6 separate regions of the Homo sapiens genome follow, and all the other regions are linked to region 6. Evidence: chromatin loops called from intact Hi-C (ENCODE). Cell type or tissue: dorsolateral prefrontal cortex. All regions are shown on one strand. Region 1 has its middle 220 kb from the start of SORL1-AS1. Region 2 overlaps MIR100HG (mir-100-let-7a-2-mir-125b-1 cluster host gene). Region 3 has its middle 170 kb from the start of MIR125B1. Region 4 overlaps MIR100HG (mir-100-let-7a-2-mir-125b-1 cluster host gene). Region 5 holds the start of MIR125B1 (microRNA 125b-1). Region 6 has its middle 270 kb from the start of SORL1-AS1.

Region 1 (4,000 bases), 52 kb before region 6:
TTGTTACGGTGCATACTATTGGGAGTTTTAGGGAATTTAAAAAATATATATGTAATAACCAAGGTTAACTCTTTCATGAACTTGGAAATGTGTATGCTTTTCCTTAGAGTTCTCTGTCATTCACAAATGGTGGACGAGGTTATGCCCATAAACTGCTTTCTCCTCCGTCCCTTTCACTCCCCATGACTGGTTAACAAAATCATCTCTAGTCATGCTATGCCTTAAAAACTGTTGTCTGGAGACAAAAGTAAAATGCTATTTAGAGCAAGTCAATATTTTTGCATCTTTCTGAGTCATGATGAATATACTGGGAATGACAATAGCTTTTATTGTACAATCAATATAATTTGCTTCCCTTGCAGGAAAACATAATTAGCTTATAGGTCACGCAGTGGCAATGAAAATGTGCTCATTTCTAAAGTCTGTTCGTGGGTGGAGGGTCCTTTCTGATCCAAGTGGGAGGTGTTCCTTTCTCCTTTCTGGTTCCTGACCCAGGTTGATCGGGTGTCACTAAGCAGCTCTCTTAACTTGTGGGGCCCTTGTTAATTTCTTGCACCCAGGAATGACAACGCTTTTATGCAGTTAATAATACATAAGTTGGATATTTGGAGGCTTCAAGTTAGAGCCTGGCTTTGAATACAATCCCTTTTGCTTAAATGACAGAGCTCTAGTATTGCTTCTTCAACTGGTCTGATAGTCTTTTTTGTCTTTTTTTTTTTTTTTTTTTTTCCATGAAAGGGAGAGCTCAGATCTTATGATTTTCACACATTTTCCTCAGTAAATATAGAAAGGTTCCTAATTAATAAATAACTCATTAATACATTGAGATATAGGGAAAGAGACGCCTTGCCACCTTCCTTCTTCTTTCCGGGGACCTGTTTGTCCCCCTTGGTGGCTGCTCAGCTCCCCACTCCCCAGTGGAGGCTGCCTGCAACCTCATTCCTGTACAGTTTACCCTCCCTGGCACCAGGCTCTGAAGGCTCTGCTTAGTTTGGGTGAGACAGCTTTGTTAAGCAGTCTGAGTTAAAAACAAATGAAAAAGCTGCAGAGAGACCTCCCATTTGGGGCTCAGGGTGAATGCTTTTATTTTAAAATGCTGACTGTCTGAAATCAGATTTCTTCAACCCGGACTTTGGCTTTGAACTGAGGCACACAAGCTACCTGTCACCTGAAGAGTGCAATTAAGCTCTGTACTTGGAGCTATGTTTTCTATCAATGCTGAGGGGTGGACATGAACAGTGCGTGGGATTCGTTTGGCTGAAAGAACAAGACAGGCCTATTAAAAACAATTCCCTTTTTGTTTCATTTCTTCCCGTTTTCTGCCCACACCCCACCCTCCTTTTTCCCAAATCGCCAACAACCTGAGAAGTCACAGAAATCAGCAAGAAATAAATCAATAATCAGATCAATTCCTGGATGATCATCATAAATCAATAATCAGATCAATTCCTGGATGCTATGGATTCAATAAAGGCTTGTGAATGAAAACCTTCCTAGTCCTTGTGAGTCTCCTAAAATGTTTCTATTGCAATCAGAGATGTTAATTGGTTGAAACTGCCTGTGGTCTTAGGAAGTGCTCCGATTACAAAAAGAAATCCTTTTATGTTGCTGGACTCCAGCCACAAAATCTCTGATGTTAGGAATCTGGCAGAGGTTGAGCCCCCTCCAGGGTGTAAATAAACTGGCCAGGTCTATAACCCAATAGAAGTCAATTTATTATGTGTGTGTGTTTCAAGTCACTCAGCCCAAACCCTGCCCATGTATTAAAGAAAAGATGTGGGTTACAGCCGGAGCCCAGACAATGGAATATAGCAACGGAGGCCCCGCAATGATTGTCAAGTCTACACAGTCAATGGAGGAGATGAGGGGGACCTGTGGAGATCGATATTTCTCTTCCTGCCCAGATTTGCAAGGCTCTGCCTAGAATCAAGCAGCTAAGCATGACTGGCACACAGAACTGCTTACTTTGCTAGCTGGGAGGCTGAAACGCAAACGGCTTAAGTGGGGGAACGTTTTATAGCCTCCGTCTGGAAGTCCCAGTGACATTCTCTGCTGCACTGATAACACATGAGCCCACATGCTTGTTATCAGAACTAGAGGTTTCGCTGGGCCACATCTTGCCCTGACTCAGTGAAATGCTTAGGGCAGCGTATTGGGAGGCGGCTCAGAAGCGTTGGGCAGGGAACACGTTGGGCCCCTCGTTTCCACACACAGAGCAGTTTCACTTACATTGTAAAAGGTTGTTTGGGGTTCACCTAATCTCGAGGCTGGAGGAAGCATCCCAGTGCCCCTCCACCCTCATCCCTGCCTCCAGCTCTAGTATACTTGTATTCCCCAAACGGTGTGTGGCAGCATGGCGAGGGTGTGAAATGTACCCGGCCTCGTTTGCATACCTCTCCAGACTGCCAGTAACAGTGAGCTATTAGTGAAACCCAGGACAGTCTGAACAAAGCTGCCTCTTAATTGCTCATTCTCAGCCTTGGTCCATCGAGCACCACTACCCACCTACACCTTAAAAAAATAGACCAACGAAACCTCCCATAAATTTACAATACCCCACTTTAACATAGAAAACGCAATAATAGTCCAGCCGGGAGAGTCTTTTTTTTTTTCCTTTTGGTGGCTTTTTTCCCCCCTCCATCCCCTTCATTCCCATTGGTTTCTGCCAAGTCCCAAAGAACCAATGGGATCCCTCTTCTTCATTCATGTCCTAGCAACAAGCTCTGTTCCAATCTTTCTCTGCCAAACTAACACCTGAAAAATTACATCATGAATAATGGCAAAAGCAGCAAGGGCCAGAGAAGGGCTTTTTTTTTTTTTCATCTGTCTGCTTCAGAGTTCATTTAAGGTGTTTTAGTCTAGATTCTTAAAGTGACAATGTCTTAGATTTTTGCTGATCTTTTTCAACACATTGGTTAACATAAGCAATATAAAATGAACAGTAATTGAATGCAGCAAAAGGCCTTTAGGTGAAGTGAGGGAAACACATTTTGTTAAGGGTGTTCCCTATATGTTCCTTTCAACAGTCTTCATTTAGGGAAGCCCCTGAAGTGGAGAAGTAGATTGTTCATATGGTATAGTCTTTGAGAAAGGACTAAAATACTGCAAACCACACAAGCCGCCCACCCACTCTCCCATACAAAAATGCACCCCTTCCTGGTGGCTTCTCTCACTCAAGTTAACTATACCCAAGGCCCTTTCTATTCCTACTTTGGAATAAAGAATCCATTCTGTTAAGGGGGTCCTGGAGCCAAGGAAGGAATTGCCTTGTGAATTTGCAAAAGGTGTGGGGTTGTTGGGGTAAAGAGCCACAGGGTGGGGGTGCCGGGAGCACGTGTGTGTCTGTGCACGTGCAGGGCTGCTAATGCAGACAGGCAGCTGGGGAAATGCAAGAACAACGAGATCCAGATGACCAGGGAGGGAGGGGGTTGGTAGAGAAATCAGAAAGGGGAGCTAAGGTGATAAGGAGTGGGTGCGGGGGAGGGAAGGAGGCCAGGAGAGGAAAACAACTGCACAGGCAGACTTGTTCTGTCCAAACGGGCAAAGTTTCTAATGCAAATGTCCACTTCTAGGCATTTCTCAAGACCCAGATGCTGATTTGACACTTCCGGCTTCCCCACCCCACCCAGTCTAGTGCAGACAGGGAGCAGAAACTCAGACACAAAGAACTGCAGCCTGTGCAGGCAGCAAGCGGGAGAAGGGTGGGTGCTCAGCACCTGCCAGGCATCCACGGGCACTGTGCATTGCCTGCCCAGCACCCTGGCCCCTCAGTGCTAGGCACCGGCACCTATGCACACTGGCTTCCTGGTTTCCTTGTAAGCATGTGTGAAGTGCTGGCGGCATGAGCTGGGAAAGGGCCCCTGAGGCCTTCTCGGGTGCCTGGGACACAGAAAATAGATCTATTTGGTGTCTGGCCCTGACCGGAGTTTGCAGCTTGCTTCAGCCATGCCTTGGCAGTAGAGTGGTTAGAGGTGCTGGCAGACAGTCACAGTCAGCCTGA
Region 2 (4,000 bases), 490 kb after region 6:
AAGACTGCACCACTCCAGCCTGGGCAACAGAGAGAGATTCCATCTCAAAAAAAAAAAAAAAAAAAAAAAGACTGTAGAAAGCAACTTGGAGAATAATTAATAGAAAAAACAACTCAGACAGTTTACCCATCATTAGAGCATTGATATTTCTGGGGTTGAATGCAGTAGTGGCTAGGAATGGACATTAACTTTTCACACTGAGGGGAATAACACACTATACCACACACAATGTTGAGGATTCAAATTCTAGAGAGTGTCTTTGTCATGTGTTAATGATGGATATAAAGGTTCTCTATATGAGGCCTATGATAGTCAATGGTCATTCCTCTAACTTGGGAATGGTATGGGCTATACAGATAACAGCCTAGAGAGTTAGAAGCTAACTTTCTTTCAAAAAAAGATGAGGAGAAGAAGGGAAGGGAAGGGAAGGGAAGGGAAGGGAAGGGAAGGGAAGGGAAGGGGAGGGAAGGGGAGGGAAGGGGAGGGAAGGGGAGGGAAGGGGAGGAGAGGGGACAGGAGGGGAGGGGAGGGGAGGGGAGCTCAGCAAATTCTGGGGCACAACTTACAATTTTGCCTGATGTCTTACCACACTGCACAGCTAGGAAGTTCTTCTGAAGATCTAACCTGTGTTTCTTCTGGTGTTTTTGTTTATTTGTTTACCATAGATTATTTATAGCCTTTTTCCAAACAGAGAGATACTCACAGCCCTTCCCAGTTGGCTGTTTGGCTCAGCTAACAGAGCTGCTCTAAAAGTCATGGTTAAAACTTCATTCCCCTAAAAGGGTCATCGAGTTTGCTCCATAAGAGAGCTATATCAATCACCCTTCCTAAATGACACTCTTGTCATACATAGAAGAGAAGCCAGGCAGGTGAGTAGATGCCATTATCACCACTGCTTCTGTCTATTAAAAAAATAAAAACAAGATTTCTGCCTACTCTCCAACCCAGCCAAAGAGAGCCTCAGAGTCAGACACCTGGAATTAACCCTCATCCCTGCATCTACAGAGGACGCCTGGCCAGAGCAGTGCCGGCGGTGACAGAGCTGGGACCACTGACATCTGAAATGCATCCTGCACTCCAGCCCTTATGTGGTACTTGCTTGTCTCATAAAACCATTTTGTTTTTTGAGGATGGAGATAAGGTCCTTTAACACAATTTTCAATCTATAGTTGTACTCCAACGTGTTCCTTATACATCTACAATTTCTTCTATCTTATAAAATAAAATACACCCCTGATTTCAGAAAAAAAAAAAAAAAGCACAGCATTAAAAAAAGGAATCTGAGAGGCCACGAGGCTTTTCACATTTTGCCAGAACCAGGCTTTTGTCTGTGCTGGCGCCCTGGAGCTCAGGGATTTCTTAGGAATGAGAGTACAAGTGGCCTTAGGACCTCAATGATTGGAAAGAGACACCTTGAAGGCTGGAAGGAGGAGGTAAGGGCAGAGTTGCATCCAATCTGTGCTCATCTTCCTGTTCAGAATTACCTGGGCAGGTAGCTTAACATCTCCTAACCTTGGTTTCTTCACCTGTAAAATGAGAATAATAAGACAACACATCCCACAGGATCTTTGAGAACACGTATTCAATGGAATGAAACCCTCAGCACAATGCCTGGCACCTCGGGAGTGACCATTAACGATGCCTCTTGTTATTAATATTATCACAATCATCTCAGGGGGGCAAAGTAGCAAAGACTGACCGTGGGAAAGAGAGCTGTGGGAAAGTGACAGAGGTGCTGCCATCCCCTCGGCCCTACCCATGACCCCACTGTCAGGGGTGCAGAATATTTCTCCCATTCACCAGGTCCCAACCCACTCCCAGATAGAGCAACGTGGTGAAACAATAAAAGCCTGACTCCCGCAAGATGGCACCATGACGGGCTGTGCCTGGATCCAGAGGAGATGTCTCTGTCCAGCATTTCCATCAGGCTCTTCCGAGCCAGCTCCTGGGGTGCGCACAAAGACCCATTCAGGATGGCTGGAGTTCTGAAAGCCAGCAGATGAGCCGAGGGGCCGGGAAGGGGGTGGAGAATCAGCACAGCCCCTGGCACTAACCCCACTGGGACCTGCCCTGGGCAAGCAGGCGTGGAGGGCTCAGGTCTGCCGCCACGGCTGCACTCTTTGTTTTCCCGCAGATTCCGTTCTCTGATGGTGGTCCAGGGCACCAAGGACACCAGCTGCCATGGCTGGGATTGAATGACCTCCCTGGGGTGGCTGGGAACCCCCACTCCCATAGTGCCAGCCCAATGGGCAGGATACCCAGTGGAAACAGGCCATTACTAACAGGCCTGCCATTTCGAAAGTGCCTCTTTCTGGGAAAATTGACTCTCAGAGGTTCCCACCCTGGGAAGGTACAGTGAGAAATAAGAAGCTAAATTACTATGCAGTAGCCAATAGTTATTCCCCAGGGCCTAGAAAGTGACTCTGTGCCCCTCAGCCTCAGTTTCCCCACCTGTACAATGGGGCTAGGTACAACAACCTGTTGGAACTCAAAAAGTAGCTGCTGTGAGAGAACTTATCAGTAGTAGTTGGTTTGTTCCCTTTGAACACAAATATATCAGATCTGATGCATCAAGGATATGCCAGTCCTGCAGCTCCCTGAATGTTAGAGCACAGAGGCTGCTTAATGGATCATGATCCTTGGATGCAAATGAAAATAAGATTCCCTCTTTTACTCTTTCCCTCCTAAGTCTATAAGAGGCTGTCCTAACAAGGTGACAAGCTGAACATGCAATAGAAAACTGAGCCCCTTTAGGCTGCCAGAATTGTAAGACATTTCTTGTGGGACAACAGCATTTCCCAGATGACTCAATTCAGAAGGACTAAAAGGAGTTTCTGTGACCTGAAGATGTTTGTACATCAGCTAATCTAGCTTTCCACCTTTGCTGGAATATGCTGACTGCATTTATTTCTCTAGATATCTCTCACCCAATAGTAAGACTCAGTAGAAGCACTACCTCCTCCAGGAAGCCTTCCCTGACTACACAGCTTGAATTAGTGCACTTTCATATTCTCCCACAACACCCTGGGCACATATACTTCTCTCTTAGCAATCAGGAAATTATATTGAAATTGTCTGCTTGTTAGTCTCTGTCTTCTTGGTGACCAGGTACTATACTTTACAATCTTTTTTACTCCAGTATCTAATACAGTGCTGGCATAATGCAGGAATTTAATAAGTGTTTATTGAACTACATGGATGTGTATCTCTCTCTAGAGTATTTGCTAGCATAAACCCCCATTTGTATTTTATAAGGGTATCCCATAACCTCTGCTCTTAGGAAGTTCTATCTCATATCTAACTCAGTTCTCTCCTGCATGCATATATTTCTCTTTTTTCAAACCTTGGGAGACCACAGCCGGTCACGATCCTCATTCTTATCAGAGTGATCATAGAAATCACAACTTGCACTCATCATTGTTTTTCTCTCAGGTTCAGCTTTATTTTTTTTGGTCTGAAATCAGGAATGAACTTTCACAGTCTCAACTCTGGCCATTTTTCCTTTTAACAAACAAATAGAAAAGAACTTCCAAGAATGATTTTGACCAGATAGAGTCTGCTCCTTTTAACAAGATTGTGTGAAGCACCTACTGTGTGCCAGGCTGTGTGTGATGGAGAGGGAGCAAATGCATAAGTCCCTGACATCAAGAGATCTTCAACCTAAAACAGAGAATAATGGGGGTACTGAATTTAATTCATAAAAAGTAGCACCCCACTTTCTTGTGATCCCTTGGTTAGAATCACCAACTTTTATGAGTTTGTAGAAAAGCCCAGAGTGCTAAAAAGTAAAAAGCAAACATTCCATTTCTGAGCAATTTGGGAGAAACTAAATTTGGCCCAGTCAGGAGACACGTTGGGGAGTACCTTAAAGGATAAGTGTCAAGTGTCTGTTGACATTTCTAAAGAAATCCATTTGCATTTTCACTGCTAAGGAGAGGCCGGCCTCCACTGGCCACACATTCAGAAAGCTGGCAGGAGCCACTGGTCAGCAACCCCCAAT
Region 3 (4,000 bases), 210 kb after region 6:
ACCAAACTTTCATTGCCTTTGGAGAATGAAATCCGTGCTTCTTTTTTAGAGTGGTTGTTTTGAGTGGTAGTCAACATGGGGGAGAGATGGTGTTACTTTCTAAATGGAGTAAAAGATGAGCAAGATAAGCAACTTCCACCACATAGCAGCAGGTATGAAGACAACTGGTGCCTGTCTCCAGCATTCAACTAAACAGTCTCTTGCCAAGAACCTCACCTTTGGCCTGTGTAGAGCCGTTTTCACTGGGTCAGAGCAGAGGTCAGTACATCGACCCAATCACCCCATAGCATCTTGGCCAACCAAGGGGTGCTAATTAGATCCAATTGTGATGAAGGTAGAGGGAAGTTTCCCTCACTGCACTGACCACCCCCCCGCCCCCGCCCGAGTGATTTCCTTGTCTTAGAGGCCACGGGGGTGGGGTAGGGGGCTATTCTTCACCTCATCTGTCCATGGCTAGCTGGGTATGTAGCAGCTGATTCCGTTCTTAGCCTCAAATTCTCAAGGCCTCCAGATCTAAGGGATTGACACTGACTTCATGCCTCCTCCAAATATAGGAAAGTTCCCAATTTGTAATTCAGAATGTAGATGTTTGGGGATGGAAGAAGAAAACCAAAATATAAGTACCAGCTATTGGTCCAATGTCCGCTATGCTTTGGAAGTCATACTGATATTGGTAAGGTGTGGCAAATGTCAGCACCACTGCCCACCACCCACCTGCCCTTTCTCTTATGGATACAATGCATTAATTCATAAGAGGCATTTCAGACAAACGCCGGAAAGTAATTTATCAGGGTTCTTCCAGGGCTTCCAGCTATAATTGTTTTAAATCCAACAAATTTGCTATAGGCAAAGGCCCCCAAACTACCCTAAGACATATTCCTAAATTTCCAGAGCTTAAAAATCAATGTGCTTAAAAAAATAAAAACAGAAAATGCCAGCTGCCTTTGCAAACAAGGACACTGGGAAACAAATATAATTGTGTTTTTTCCTTCTACATCCGTCCGGGAACTTCGACTGCTACTATGCTACATCAGGTATGCAATGAAAGACAAACAACGAGGACTCCAAACAGAAGAGGGGAGCTTCAGTAACTGTAGTTTTTATGTTAGGGAGAGACTGAGAGAGAAAGGAGCATTGTATCTCGGATTAACAGAACTGCAGGATTTCATTAATGACAGCCCAGCTTTTTAGCAAAAGGAAGATAGTTAGGGCAGTAAAAGAGAACATGACTAGAATGTGCTCTGCTAATTGGAAATGTATATTATCTTCAGACGATGTGAGTGTGGAGGAGAGGGGGATGGGGAGGATGAGAAGAGACACATACTGAGAGGCCTGCAGGAGAAAACTGGACCCAGGACGCCCCAGATTTGGCCACACCAGCAGGGCAGTTAAAGGGTCCTTTCTTGCTGGTAGGAACGTCTAGTGCCAGGACCCCACCCTCCCCCACTCCCTTTTAATTCAATGGCTACGTAGGGGCTTCTTTGATGGAGGCTTTGAAGTCGGTGGCTTTGAGATTACTCTTCCTCTGTGACCTTGACCACCAGCCATGAGGTTAGGGGGGAAGGGGAGGGGAGGAGGAAGGCGCTGGAGTTGGAAAAAGGAAAGGAAAGAGAGGGGAGGGGAAGGAAGGCCGCCCTAAGACATTTCTGCAGCATTCCACGACTTTTCTGATCACTCTGCAAAGTTGAAATATGATTGCAGCCTTTGCACCGGGAAGGAAAGAAACCATTTAAATGAAAAATTAGCTGCCTTAGCAGGTCAAGCACATAGTTACATTAATGTCGTGTAGAACAATAAATCAACTTCGATCTCCAATTGAAAAAATGCTAATTTAGCTCAGCGATTCACTGATTGTACTTTCCTCTGATAGAAATCTTTTCTTTTATTTAATGCGAAGCCGTGATTTGACAGCCTCCTCTAATGGTGCTTGCAGACTCTCAGCATTTCAGTGGAATTCTGATCATGGTTTTAATATTCCGTGCAGCTCTGCCCCCTCTGATTTCACGCTCACACATTAACGAGAGCTGACACTGGAGATTAGACGCAGACAGCTGGAATGCCAGGTCTTTGTTGCAGCATGGACAGGAGCCAACGTCGTTCAACCACAGCCAAGAGGGACCTGGGAAAGTCTTCTTAAGAAGGAGGGGAAGGCGGGGTGGGGGGCTTGAGGGAGGGTGGGAGCGGGGGATGGGAGCAAAAAGAAAGGCAAGGTAGTTTCTGAAGGGCATATGAAAATAGATGTTTTCAGAAAGCCCTTTCGTCTCTGAAATTCACATTGGAATCAATTCTGGTTTATTTAGAGGAAGTGGTTCATTACAGGGAAATCCCAAATTGGTTGCAGTATTTTTCTGTAAACTCTGAAAATACAAGTGTGATGCACGAAAATGGAAATGGCTCCTGCTTCAGCTGCTCACTAGTTCGTCTGAGAAACAATGGTGATTACGAGCTGGAGGAAGAGTGCTTACATAAGGAAATGTGTTCTCCCCTTTGCCTTAAAAAAAATCACTTAGTTCCAGGTGAATAGATGGGGAAATAAAACGAGATTTATGAGCCAGGGCTGCCTGTGCGACTAGCGACTACCTCGGCAAGAAAGGAAGTCGCGTAGCCTAACTGCCTTGATCCTCATAAATTGTTTCCTGATACCAGAAATCAAATAAAGATCCATAGTTTCATCTAAACCATAAAGCCACTTGGGCTCAGCTAGTGCCGATATTGCAAAGGGGAAGGAAGGGTGCTGCCTGAGACACTGGCTCAACTTTGTCCGAAAGAAGATGACAGATGACCAAAGTTGCGGAGGCGGCGCATTAATACTATGTCAAAAAAAATTGTTTCTGCTCCTGGGGGAAACCAATTGAGTAGAAATAACAAATGTCCTTCTTGCTAACTGTATCATTAATAATAATCGTACTTTGCATTTTTATGGGATACCAGGATTCTAGAGCGCTTTATAAATATTCATAGGGGAAGGCTGGGGAAGGGAGGTGAATGTACCCATTCCTGATGCCTGGCTGGAGTGACTAAGACTCAGGGCCCTGCAGGGGCTTAACTGGAGTGAAACAGCAAATCACAAAGCCCCATGCTGCAGCTGGCTTGGAGACATCCAGGTTTGGTCTCTGATGCCCACTGCTCTCTCCTATGAACAGGAACGTGGCTGTAGTTTAGGAATTAGATGAGCTGAACCCTCTTGTATCACTTTTGCTTGTTGTTCTTATTTGCCTTGGTGGGACCACTGTCACTGATATAAGTTTATTCATTCTACTAGCATATAATATATATAGTAATATATTCATTCTACTACCATATAATATATATAATATATATATAATATATATATTATATATATACGTATATATATAATATATATATAAATCCGGCAGTCACATCACAGTGCAGAGCCTACCACAGGCATAAATCAGAGTAATTATAAGCAAGTCAGATACATTTGCATATGAATCTTAGTTCCTCTCTTACTGGCTTTGGGACCTTAGCAAAGTTCTTTACTTTTTTCTAAACCTCAGTTTTTTTGTCTGTAAAATGGGTTTAAAACGAAATAATCCTTAACACTGTCTGACCCATCATGGGCACTCAGTAAATGCCAAAAACAACCATTGTTGTTGTTGCTGTTTTCATATAATTGTTGGGAGGGTTCAGTGAGAATACACACACGCAAACATTGCTGGATAGAGTTGGTTCATAGTAAACAGTTAATAAGTGCTTGTTATTGTTATGTAACACATGAATGAGAATGTCTAATTCCAAAGCAGCACTATTGCCTGCAAAGCAGTCCTCTCAGTAGATTTTTGCTGATTCCCAAGATACTGAGAAATTGCTCAAAGCATTTTTGGAACTCTTCTGGAAAGTTATGCATGGACACTGTTGGTACTTTCTTAAATATCTTGAAATGTGGTACATCTTCATCCTTAGAGGGTGGATTTGTTGAAAGCTATTAAAAGTCGCCCTGAAGCTATGGCCAATGAATATGGTGGGCAATCAAGTTGGG
Region 4 (4,000 bases), 480 kb after region 6:
TTTGATGGTGAGTAGGTATATGACAAATTTAGCATCTTTATAAATATTTGATTTATCAGTTGATTGGTGGAAATGAAAAAAAGTAAGGGACTATATTAACAGCTGGGGAAAGACAGCTTTTCAAATAATTTTAATTGTGCAATACGGGTAAATCACTAGTAAGAAACATGCAGCAGAATAATGACTATAAAACCTTATAATTATACAGCACTTGGATAGTCAGGAACTGTTGGTGTGTGCAGTATAATCACATGTGCTCCTTACATCTATATTTGGATGCACGAAGGAAGGATGGTAACAGTTTCATTTGACAGATGAGCAAGAGAAGTCAAGTGATTTTCCCACCATCTACATTGCCTTCCCCATACACCACATGGCCTCTGGAACCCGAGCGAAGGGTGAGTGCATCTATAGGCATCAAAGCCAACTTCAGTCTTCGCAGGCAGAATCAACCAGCCAGATCCAGTGTGCAGAACCCAATTTTCATCCAAGACATTTCAAGGAACTAAGTAACAAATGACCCAGACCAAAAACAAACAAACAAACAAAAAAAAAAGCAAACACATTTCAGGCAGTGAATATAGTGATGGGATGATTAACTGATTAACAGAGTCTCTTATTTGCTTCTTCCAAGCATATTTAGTCTGATCATGTGCCTGAGACATGGTGTGACATTTGCTCTGGCAGCAGTGTCCAGGACACAGACAAATCACTCATCAGTCAGGTAGCCAGGCAGACACCATCAATCATTATCTGCATGTTTGAGAAATACAAAACTGTAGCTGAGGTCGGGGAAAAGAACATTTGATGGTGGCTAAAAGGTAAGTATACAAAGATTCCTATTTATCTCCCAAAGAGGTTACTCTAACATGTGCTGTGGAAATAGAGTCATAAATTCTAAATTTTCTCACAGATAGGAGGTTAAGGCTAATATATCTATATAACGTATATGTTATATATTATCTGATTCTTCATATATATATATATATATATATATATATATATATATATATATATCTCCACAGCTCAGTAGGCAAACCCGCTGTTGAGGATAGGAAGAATATATTAACTGATTAATTATTATTAATGCCATCTTTTATTTAACTAGCAATTGTAATCTATTAAGAGCATTCATTCACACTATCTGACTTATTCAACCCTCAGAAAAACCCTGTAGGGCTCATAAGTAATATATTATTATCTTCCTTTTATAGACAAAGGAAAAGGAAACTCAGATATTTCCTTTCTTAAGCTAATCTCACCAGCAAGTGGCAAAGCCTGGACTAGAACACGGAATTTCTGACTCCTATTCCATTACCTAGAGCGACTGTGGAAGAGCCGAAGGAAGAAAGGGAAAGTGTGAAACATGAGTTCCGAGCAGAGAGGACCTGAAAACACACTCAGACCAGAATTCCTTCTAGTTTGGGTTAAAGTCCGGAGTGGGTGTGGCTATACGACACACAACCAGAATGATTAGATTGACTTTCTGGCACACCTACTCACTTTGAATTTTCTTGTGCAACTGAGCCTTTTGTGTCAATCTCCCATCCTCTCCTGCCTTGTGAAGTTTCTGGGGTGGCCGAGTTGGAACCAACTTCAAACCCTCTTATGTCTCTGATTCACTTTCCAAACCCTCCCTCTCCCACTCCGTGGTCAGCCTTTTGTATCACACCCTGCAAACATTTTTTTCTTTTGCGCTCCTTTGGGACTCCTCCCTCTTCTCTCCCTCCATCTCCCAACTCCTCTGCACTGCCTTTCCCCTTTAATCTCTGCTGACCACCTTTTGTGAATGCTCCATCCGCTCCTCCCCCCGTCACGACTGTCCTCTTGCGGGTACCTACCTGTGTGCTCTGCAGCCACACGCACCTCCTGGTTGCCCCTCAGATGTCTTGGTTCTGTCTGTCTGATGTCGCCAGCCTCCACCCGGGGCCTGTGAGCTGTGCATGTCTTCAAGCTCTTTGTTACTATTCCTCCTTAATTTATAATGCTAGGCAAATAACAACACACAATAAAAGATGATATCAGCTGTGTTTCTCGCCTGCAGCCTCCAGAAGTGTTATCTTAGACCCCATCATTGCAACAAAGAAATCTCTCAGTTGAGTGAGTGAAAACCAGTTACAGGACAGGAGGAGAAAACTTCTGCGCTTCCAAAATTCCGCAGCCCCAGCTGCCCTCCGGCGGCTCCCCCTTGTGGGAGATGTGGGGCATAGCAAGGCAGTGCCCAGTTGGGACGGTGCCTGGGTGGGAGGAGGGCGAGAGAAGAGTGCTCGCACTCAGGGATGTGCCCCAGAGGGCGTGGGGTCCGGTTCCGGCCACGAAGAACAGCCTCTGTGTGAGTTGCAGGACTGAGGTCCTCTGCAATTTCTCAGGGAAATACTTCCGGGAGACGCAGTCCTCAGTGCCTGGAGGTCTCTGGGTCCAGGTGAGTGTGGTGTGAGTAATAAGCCTGCATGGCTTACGCGCTGCATGGGAAGTCCTGTATCACAATCACAACGTATCATAAAGTCGGAGGTTCACACAGGGCTGTTCCGAGAGGTAAGGCGTGGTCTCCAGTCTCTGAGTAAAAGACTTGATGGTCCAGTCTCCTGGATTCTCTTGCCACCGTGGACACTTGGCCTTTCGGTCCCTCTAGAGCTCTGGACACATACTGCTCCCCACCTTAGTGAAAACAGACTGTATGTCCAAATAGTATCTTTCTCCAGAGGAACACGGTCTCATTTATACTAACCCACCCTGGCAGATATCACTGTCATCCTCCTCCTCCTCCTCCTCATTTGAGTGTCATACAGCTTCTTTTGCTTACGGTTATTATTGTTTTGTTTTTTAATCTTTATTACTGTAGTGTCTATGTTGCTTATGGAGAAACAGCTCATGAAGTAGCTGTGGTTTTTAACAAATGGAGCTTTATTATTTTATTCCAAGTTCAATCTTCACGTATGGTTCAGTATAGAGCTGCCACCAACATCAGAAAGGTAGTGGAGTTTAATAGAGTCCAGTGGAAATTGGTCTGAGATTTGTTTTGCTGAAATTAAGGACTCCCTTGCCAGGACTGCTGGAAGAGTCAATGAGACAATATGACGTGGCAAAACAAGCTCTAGGCTTCAACAGATCTAGACTCGATACCTATCTCTGCTACTTATTTTATGCTCAATTAACTACTCTCACCTCAGTTTCTTTGTCCATAAAATGGAGTTAACTTAGTTTCACAAGCAAGATCTCACAACTGGTATGATGGCAGAATGAAATAATACGTCACAAACCACATGCTCACCTACAGTTCAGTGGCAGAGCACGGTTGTCATTCTGGAAAGTTTCTTTGTTTGGATTCCAGTAACTGTGCTGATAAATAGAGAGCATCCCACTAGGCCTATTGGTTGTTTCCTCCACGTTTGACATCATGACCAGTTTTCTCCTGCAGACTCGGTCTGGGTCTCTCTGTCTGTGTCACACCCAGCATACTGTTCTCACAGAGGGGGAGCCAATCAATACTCCTTAATGGTGTGGCTCAATGCCCTGTACTGAGGATGATCAGTGAGTGTCACTCCCACTTTTCTCCAGAGACAGGACATAGTCTAGACATACGGTGCAGGAGGAGGTCAGGAACCCTGGGTTCTGATCTTAGCTCCACTTACTAGTGCATTGGAAATGATACTTGAAGTTGCACGAGTCTCTGATTCTGCTGCAGCTACTTTATGAGCTCTTTCTCCATAACTAACATTGGTATTACAGGAATAAAGACAAAAGACAGCAATAACTTTAAGCAAAAGAAGTTGTGTGCCACTTAAATGATGACGATGATGATGAGGAGGAGGATGACAAAGCAGAAGAAAGTATGTCAATGATGATATTGCTATGAACCATAAACTCACTAAATATTTCTCAGACCTATGTTGGGCCTAGGGCTGAATATGAAAGGGTTAAACTGCCCTGAAGATAATTAAGCCCTGTTACAAACTCAAGTTAAAAAAAAACAAACAAAAACAAAAAACAAAACAAAACA
Region 5 (4,000 bases), 380 kb after region 6:
TTAATGACTAAAATTGCAATAAACACTTAAAATAAAAAACAATAACAGGCAAAGAACAGTTTCCCTAACCTTCAATTACATGTATAAAACAAGGCTACAACCAATATAAAGTCTTTAGAAGAAGAAAGCATTTGGATTGGGGTTGATTTAGGTGTTTTTCAAACATAGAAGAGAAATGTTGGCCCAATAATACGAAAATTGTTTAAATGATATTTTATACTAGAATTTTTCACAACAAAGGAAAGGTAAGTTACTGTTTCTCTTCCCCAACTACGAGACAGCCCTAAATCACTGAAATGATTCAGTTATAAAAAGTTACAGCTCAAGAAAACTACAAACTAGGTAATGCTAGCCATTACCTTAAGAAAGGATAATTTTAAATGTACAGTTTGGGTGTTATAAAACCTTTTTTGGATTGAATTTAAGTACTGATAAAATTTTCCTTAGTTTTAAAATGAAAACCAGTATTTGTTACTCCCAAAGAATACGATAATTGTGTTTGCTGTTGCTGTTGCTTTCATTTTACATATTTAGAAGATTTATTTCCAATCTTTATCACCTTTATATCCATAAAGTATAACATTTTGTAAAAGATACCAAGCAAGGAGGTGGTATCCCTCCTTTTATTTTTAAAAAATCTTGCAAAGTCATACAAACTTAATTTTTATTAATACCATAACTTCCATCCTTTGTGTGGAATTGCAAGAATAGAATTTTAACCTATTAATATTTTACTCCAAACTATTAGTTTGCCTTTATCTGCGTCTGTATGTTCACTGTCTAGCCATCCATGATACACATGTGTGGACACTGAATATATAATATATTCACATGCCCATTTTAATTGGGCACAATTTTAAGATTAACTGTGGAGTTTGAAAGTTGGAGACATGGGGCATGCTGGGACTTCAGCTGAGATGTTCTGAGGTCAAGCACCAGGTACTGAGCTGTTCTTGTTACGCTCGTATACTACTGCGTGTTGCTCTCAAGGAATAGACCAGGCAGATGAGTTCCACAAGCCTCAGGCATCAATAACATGCATACATACACATAGCAGCCAACACGCTATTAAAGCAAAATATATACCTACTTTAACAGAAATCCAGGAGCTGCCACTCTCTGGTCACCTGATCCCATCTAACAATGAAAACCTCAGAGGTATACTCAATCACCTCAGACAAACTTTCTTTTCTTTTGTTTTTGCTTTAAAGAATAAAATTCCACCAAATTTCCAGGATGCAAAAGCACGACTCGCAGCTCCCAAGAGCCTAACCCGTGGATTTAAACGGTAAACATCACAAGTTAGGGTCTCAGGGACTGAGAGGAGCGCAACAATGTTTTCTTTCTTGAGACAAAGCAAAGCAAAACAAGAATGACAGGCAATTTCTGTTCGAGGTTCATAACTAAGATGCAACAAACAGGTGGTATGGTATTTCTTCTCTAAGCTCCTTTCCTTCACAAAATTGAGATTCCGTTTAAGCCTAATACATATATACACACATACGCAGTATCTGGGGGCGCATATACAATCACGCACATACACATACGATCACGAGTACATCAGAGAAAACTCTTTCAAGATTTGGGCAAAATAGTTCACTAAAACGGAAAATAATATGCACAGACTCAGAAATGCCCAAGTTTTTAAAACCATAGTCTACAATAAGGATTTAGTGTCTTTTCAAAGCTTTAATTTACGACTAGCACAAATGACTGAAGAGAAAATAGGAGGCATCTCTTTCCCCCAGGGCAAGTATGCCGCATGCAAAAATCATAGAAATCGGGTTTTCAAAGGAGAAGACCAAGAAGTAGGATTCGGAGGCTATAGAAGTGTAAAGACGAATAGCGTTCTGAACTCACCCATTCGAAGCGGAGCGGGGCCCGCACAGCCTCCTGTGGCACCATCCCGAGCAAGGGGGGAAAATGAGAGCTCTCAGTGCGCTAGGCTGGGCGAGGTGTTTCAATAGAGGACGGAGAACGGGGGCGGGGAGGGGAGGCGGGGGCAGGAAGCGATACACCAAATCTCGAGACTGTAACTCTGTAGCTTATGCTTTGACGAGAGAAAAAAGGGCAGTTGGGTGGGAGTGGAGGGAGGGGCTGGAACTGATCAAATTTGGAAAATATTCACTTAAAAATTAAAAAAAGGCGGGGGGGGGGGGGGAGTATGAAACCTCCCCAGAGCTGCTTTTTGAAAAATTTCTTCCTTCTTTCTTTAGCGTGCACTTTGCCAGTCCTGCAAACGGAGGCTTCGTCTGCATCAGCTGCTTGGCTGAAGTCAAGGCCAAATCACCAAGAGCGAGCACCAGGCTGTCATTTGGTAGACACGAAGTGGGAAGGGCTGGGTGCGGGCTGGGGAGAGACATTCCCCCCGCACCTCCCGCTGCGGATTCTTTGAAGCCTTTGGCCAATATTTCAGAGGAATCCGAAGCATAATTCCCCTCCATCTTCGCAGACAGCCCCTGGTTCTGTACCTGATAGATTGTCGCTTTCCTCATCAGACTGGAAGTGGGGCTTTCCTGTGCCGCCACCAAAAATGAAAGGAAAAGGAGGGGAGGCAGATGGGAAGATGACCCTTTTACAAATGTTTCTTCTCCTTTTTCTTTCTGTTTTTCATTTCATTTCTTTCTTCTTCTTGTTCTTCTTTTATTCCAGGCCTGAGCAAGGTAGATGGCTGGCTAGTCAAAGAGAATGACAAAGCAGCCACAGCCAGGAGGACACTGGAGAGGCCTCAACGCACTTAGTAAAAATGCTAAATATTTTTTTAGATATTTCCATATGCAACTAAAAACAGTTAGAGCTCTAGACTCTCCCCCTCCCCTCCTTTAAAAATGGAATCATACTAGCAACACAGCTAAATTATGTCTCTTCTCCCTCTGTACAGTGTCTGTTTAGCAGCCCCCCCACCCCCACCTTCAAGACAACTTTTTTCTCACCTCTGTGGGTTCTTCTCAGGCACAATCCTCCGTTGAGCTCAGAGGCTCTCCTTTTTCTCTCCCTTCCCTTTTCCTTTTCCTCTCAGAAAAGCTAGTCTGTCATCATCACACCTAGCTTCTCTCTCGCTCGCTCAACCTCTCTCCTTTTCTCTTTTACCATTAAAATATAATAATAATAATGGCCCTTTCGACATAGCAGCATGAAGTGGCTGCCTTTGAGAAGCACATTTAATCTTTACTGGCTCCCCTAGGCTTCAGTGAAGAAGGAGAAGGCAAGGAAAAAAAAAGGAGAGAGAGAAAAAAAGATTGTAAGGGAGGCTGCTGACGGACAGCAGGCATCAGGCACAAATCAGCGACAAGTTGAATTTTCCTAGACCACACTGCCCCCTTTCTTCTCGGCTTGCTCCCTGGGCTCCTGGAAAGCCTGAGTGTCTGGTTACAGGAGGCAACGGGTCTCTTTTTGCCAACCATGGTGCAGATTCCTCGCATGCCTGCTTAAATCTCTGGCAGAATAAGAAATCAATATCCCCCTCTAATCACCTTTAGCTCTTCGATGGCTTCCCCCCTTTTCTGAGAATCCACTTGGCTCTCCTCGCCGCTCCCCCGCCCTGCCGGGCTCCTACATACAAAGCTTGCAGCCCTGTCATTTCTCACTTCCTTCCATATCTTGGAGACAAGCCTCTCTTCTAATATCCTCTCGCGCTTGCTCCCTCTCCTGTTGTAGTGTGTCTCATCCCTGACTTGCAGTGCTGGATGCACTAAGGCATCTCCCTGACTACTAATGAGGCCAAAAATACATCAGCAGGTCAGGGGGAAGGCCAGACACTGCATTATACAAATACAAAAAATTTCTCAGCCCGCAAGACCTAGAGATCAGGTATCACATTTTCGAAAAGGAAAAACAGGGAGGGAAAGAAGTGAGGAAGGGAGACCACAGTGCAGTTCTCTGCCTAACTGTTTCACATCCTAGGGGAATTTCAAGCACACATGCATGTATGAGTGCAGGTGATGGATTTTGTGAATCTTGGTGGCCTTTCTTTATGGACGGAAAGTCAACAATGCCCAAA
Region 6 (4,000 bases):
TTCTAACCATGGCATGAAACTTAAAAACCATAAATGTAAAGATTGACAAATCTGACTGTATTAAGTACTGAATATTTCTATAACAGAATTGAAAAACTGTAAATGACCTGGAAAAAATCTTGCAAAATATTAAAGGGAATTTCTTCAAATTAATAAGAAAAGAAAAGCAGACCAATAGAAAAAATAGACACGGTAACTTATAGAATCAAATTGACAAATGGCCACTAAAAATTTTATAAGAAATATGCTCAGCTTCATTCTTTATAAATATCAGTTTTTCATTCTGTTGAATTTGCAGTACCCAGGTCAGGTGTGTATGGAAACAGTTAACTTTCATACACTAATGTCATACACTAACAGTTAACTTCTCTATGTGTCTTATAATTTAGTGTCACATTTTTATTGAATGATTTGGCCATGTCTATTGAAATTTAAAATGTGTCTTCGCTTTAACTCCACACTGTTTTGAATGAGCAATTTTAGAAATTCCTCCTAAAATAATACTTTCACAGTGTGCGACATATGTTGAAATCTGTTTAGTTTGACGTTGTATAAACAAAAACTGGAAACTATCTGATTATTCAATAATGTAATGGTATATCCATACAAAGAAATATAATGCAGCTCTTAAAAAGAACAATGCTACAGATTTATATATTCTGTTTCAGAAAGACATCTTTGATATATGGTGAAAATTAATGGTATGTGTAGTAATTTCCTATTTTTTTAAATAAAAATGCATATATTGATAAATTGCATAAATATGTTCAGATATGCATGGAAAAATAAAGAAATGACTGAAATTCTTAACCATGGCTATTTAGGAAATTTGAGTTTGGAGACTTTCCATTTTATACTATATATGTATATATCTCATATTTCTGTATTGTTTGAATTTTTTTTTACCCACAGCATATACTGTTCTGTAATTAAACAGAGGGCGGGGTGTGTGTGGTGGTGGGGAGAGAGAGAGAGAGAGAGAAAGAAAGAGAGAGAGAGAGTGCGCAATGTGCAGAAGACAAACGATTACTGTTTCATGCATTTTGTCATCAGCGTGGTCAGAGCTGCCCCACTAGGCCTCCTGGAAGGTCAGACACTCGGCCAAGGGTTGACGGGTTCCAGCCCTTCCCCTCTCCTTCTTTACCTCAAGAAAGAGAGGCACTTACTTTAGCATCACATGATTTTACAGGGATCAAATGAAAAAAGGTTGCTAGAAGCCTTTATCAACTATAAAGCTCTTTCAAATACAAGCGGTTATAATCATAATCAAAGTGCACTTCCCATCCCAGGCAGGACTGGCTGGTTACTGCAGAAAACCCTCCCAGTGAGCGCTCGGTGCCAGCAACCTGCAGTCCCCTTTATCCCAAATAGCGCTGGCCCCACCGTCACCCTCCCACCACCCCCTGCTTCTCGGAGGGAGTCCAGCCGGCCTCCTGCCTCCTCACTTCATCCCGGCCCTGACGCAGCCGCTTCCCAGCAGAGCTTGGCTGTTCCTTGAACTTTCAGTGTTGGTTCGATTTCCTCCAGTGGTACCACATGCTGCTGTGCAAACAGAGCACGTGGTCCCGCCAAACAAAGGAACATGTGTGCTGCAAACCATCCCCCTATCACGGGAGCGCAGAGCTCCGCCAGGAGAGGGCCGGGCCTGCGCACTCTAATTTTTCACTGCAGTTTAAACACTCCGTGAGGCTCTCAGGAAGCGGCGGGGGTGGGGGGCGGCCGGAGAGAAGGGGCCCGCGTCTCCGCCGCTTCCATCACCGCCCTGGAAATAGCATCTGAACGCGCACGGCCCGACCAGGCTTCCCCCAAGCTGCTAAGATTTCATTTCACCTCCGACAGGCTTCATGGGGACTCGCTGTTAAAAGATCACTCTCCCGGGATGCTGTCGTGGGGGAGGGGGCCCGGCACTGTATACAGCTGTCAAAACGTCTCCGACAGGAGACGAAGGCACATCTGCACAAGCCTGTCTCAGGCTGCGGGGCACACAGGGAGCGCCTCAAACCTATCAGTGTAATGCCGAGCGGTAATTGCATTAGGATTAGTTATCTCCTGTGCTCTGCTCATTAGCCCGGAGGATGGCTCGCATCCAGCGAGAGGGTGGCACAGGGAGAGGGATGGGATATGCGCCTAACAGGTCGTGATAATGAAAGACTAGCTCTCCTGGAGTTTGCTTCCCCCTCCACCCTCCCCACCCGGCCCCCTACTCTCCGCCTCCCTCTTCCTCTAAACCTCATTTCCTGACTTTTTTTCCTGAAGGTCTTATGAAATGTGCAATTTAGGAAGATTACAATGAAAGAAAAAGAATCGAGACTGGTTGAAGGTGGGGGAGGGATGCTGCAGAGAGCGCGAGGAGGGTTTGCCTGAGTCAAGCGAAGGGAAGGAGGAGGCTGGGACTCTCTGATGCCAAAGCGGGGGCCACAAGAATGCCTGGGTTCTTTTTCTGCCGGAGCTCGTTCCTGACATGTTTTAACTTCCTTCCCTGTGTAATGCCTAAGACCAGGGTGAGATGGAGAGATGACGATTTCCAGGGGATTTGGAGCCGGGGGAGACGCACCTTAGATTGTGTGAACTCTGAGGGCCGCGCCCACTCCGGGTTGAGCTGGTTGAGCTAAACTGACTCCCTGCTCAGCATTCCCACAGCTTTTCCATTACAGAAGCGCCAGAGAGGAGATGTTTGTCTCATGGCTGGTCCGCAGGGAACAGGGACCCAGTCATTTTATTCTTCAGTGCCCCTAGCACACTGTCTGGCATACACAAAGTGCTCAAAAAAAGCATGATGAATAACAGTTTTATTTTTATTTTCACTTTAGAGACAGGATCTCGCTCTGTCTCCTAGGCTGGAGTGCAGGAGCAGGTCTATAGCTCATTGTAACCTTGACTTCCTTGGCCTTCCAAAGTGCTGGGATTACAGGCATGAGCCACCAAGCCAGGCCTCAATAATTTTAGAAAGTCAGGGAGAACATCATCAGTTTCAGGGGCCACCACATACAAAACACGATTTTCAGGCAGACCAACCGATGTACTGGCAATGTGAACAACGTCAGATAATCCAGCTTCTCTAAACTTGTTTTCCTCCTTTGTAAAACAGGAGTAATAATTTACCTCATAATAAATGCTTATTTATATGTCTGTAAATCACCACAAAGTCCACTGAACACATAGTAGGTGCTCAATAGACATTAGTTCCTCCCGTCATCTTGCTTTATTCATCCCTAAAATGGGGATTAAAAAAAAAACTCTTTGATGTCTCAGGAGGAGGTAATTAATGTTCTCTTAACCCATCTGAACGAGCCAATAGAGTACAAAGTTGTTTTATAATTAAGAAATGTATCAAACCCCGTGCAGGACTAATTGCTGTGCAAATTTGATTGAGGCCTGTGAGGACAAGATTGCCTTTAATGGGTTGCAGCGTAGGGGACTATTTAATATTCTTCAGGGAAGTTTCAATACCCAAGTCTCAGCATTGGAGATTGCCTCACCAACCATTAGGAACACCACTCAATGGTTTGGAGTGAATACACCAGGGCTTTGCTTAAATAATTATTTTGAAACTGGAAGGTTTATTGAGGGTTCAGGGTTCAGATTTAGAAATGTCAGAAATAGAGTTTTATTTGTTTCCATTGCACATAATGAATTGCCCTTTAAATAATGAAGCGATGAAAATGCCAAGCACCACATACTCTAAAGGATTGCCAAATGTTGAATTAGGCCCCTGTGAGACTCAAGTCTTCAAAGCCACATGCATCACAGAACTGGGGCATTGGAAGTTTTCATAGAAATCATTGATCCAGACTGTGTTCAGTGACGGTCACACCCCTCACCAAGTCCACAATCTAAACTTTTCAACTTCTTCTTTAGTTTTTTTGGAATACCCTGGGGATCCCTTATTACCGGGCATCTGGAACAATATTTTGGGGAGGTGGCAACTGAGAGAAGCTCCCAGAACAGCCCGTTTGGATTCTATTTACTTGTACGGAACAAAAATGTTCTCCCTTTGTCA

The links. Peaks named below come from ENCODE experiments on the same cell type or tissue, not always from the same donor. Only the 100,000 strongest peaks of a DNase experiment are listed, where the experiment ranks them.
Region 1: it touches region 6 in a loop (6-fold over the local background); 11 of 110 quality-filtered maps call a loop at or near these places.
Region 2: it touches region 6 in a loop (9-fold over the local background); 8 of 110 quality-filtered maps call a loop at or near these places.
Region 3: a loop joins it to region 6, with 6 times the contacts of the local background. A loop is called at or near these places in 3 of 110 quality-filtered maps.
Region 4: a loop joins it to region 6, with 5 times the contacts of the local background. A loop is called at or near these places in 9 of 110 quality-filtered maps.
Region 5: it touches region 6 in a loop (18-fold over the local background); 15 of 110 quality-filtered maps call a loop at or near these places.

What each region holds. Positions count from the first base shown.
Region 1 is chr11:121,669,355-121,673,354 of GRCh38, forward strand. No RefSeq gene overlaps it. Among named protein-coding and RNA genes, the nearest start is that of SORL1-AS1, 220 kb to the left of the region's middle. RefSeq lists an enhancer at 3,100-3,600. In dorsolateral prefrontal cortex, no CTCF peak of the experiment used is centred here; a DNase peak (open chromatin) is centred at 2,238; H3K4me3 peaks cover 1,144 bases; H3K27ac peaks cover 3,994 bases.
Region 2 is chr11:122,211,359-122,215,358 of GRCh38, forward strand. The region is part of intron 2 of MIR100HG (mir-100-let-7a-2-mir-125b-1 cluster host gene); the gene reads right to left. Among named protein-coding and RNA genes, the nearest start is that of MIR100, 61 kb to the left of the region's middle. In dorsolateral prefrontal cortex, a CTCF peak has its summit at 1,956; a DNase peak (open chromatin) is centred at 1,973; H3K4me3 peaks cover 783 bases; H3K27ac peaks cover 3,921 bases.
Region 3 is chr11:121,927,747-121,931,746 of GRCh38, forward strand. No RefSeq gene overlaps it. Among named protein-coding and RNA genes, the nearest start is that of MIR125B1, 170 kb to the right of the region's middle. RefSeq lists enhancers at 1,317-2,717, 1,573-2,073. In dorsolateral prefrontal cortex, no CTCF peak of the experiment used is centred here; a DNase peak (open chromatin) is centred at 2,045; H3K4me3 peaks cover 2,040 bases; H3K27ac peaks cover 3,413 bases.
Region 4 is chr11:122,200,923-122,204,922 of GRCh38, forward strand. The region is part of intron 2 of MIR100HG (mir-100-let-7a-2-mir-125b-1 cluster host gene); the gene reads right to left. Among named protein-coding and RNA genes, the nearest start is that of MIR100, 51 kb to the left of the region's middle. RefSeq lists an enhancer at 2,258-2,467. In dorsolateral prefrontal cortex, CTCF peaks have their summits at 2,191 (motif pointing left) and 2,399; DNase peaks (open chromatin) are centred at 1,909 and 2,209; H3K4me3 peaks cover 2,664 bases; H3K27ac peaks cover 4,000 bases.
Region 5 is chr11:122,098,514-122,102,513 of GRCh38, forward strand. The region is part of intron 4 of MIR100HG (mir-100-let-7a-2-mir-125b-1 cluster host gene); the gene reads right to left. It overlaps MIR125B1 (microRNA 125b-1), which reads right to left and starts at 1,331; the gene lies at 1,244-1,331. In dorsolateral prefrontal cortex, CTCF peaks have their summits at 3,343 and 3,543; DNase peaks (open chromatin) are centred at 1,928, 2,308 and 3,338; H3K4me3 peaks cover 4,000 bases; H3K27ac peaks cover 4,000 bases.
Region 6 is chr11:121,721,061-121,725,060 of GRCh38, forward strand. No RefSeq gene overlaps it. Among named protein-coding and RNA genes, the nearest start is that of SORL1-AS1, 270 kb to the left of the region's middle. In dorsolateral prefrontal cortex, no CTCF peak of the experiment used is centred here; DNase peaks (open chromatin) are centred at 1,081, 1,551, 1,931, 2,491 and 1 weaker place; H3K4me3 peaks cover 2,325 bases; H3K27ac peaks cover 3,770 bases.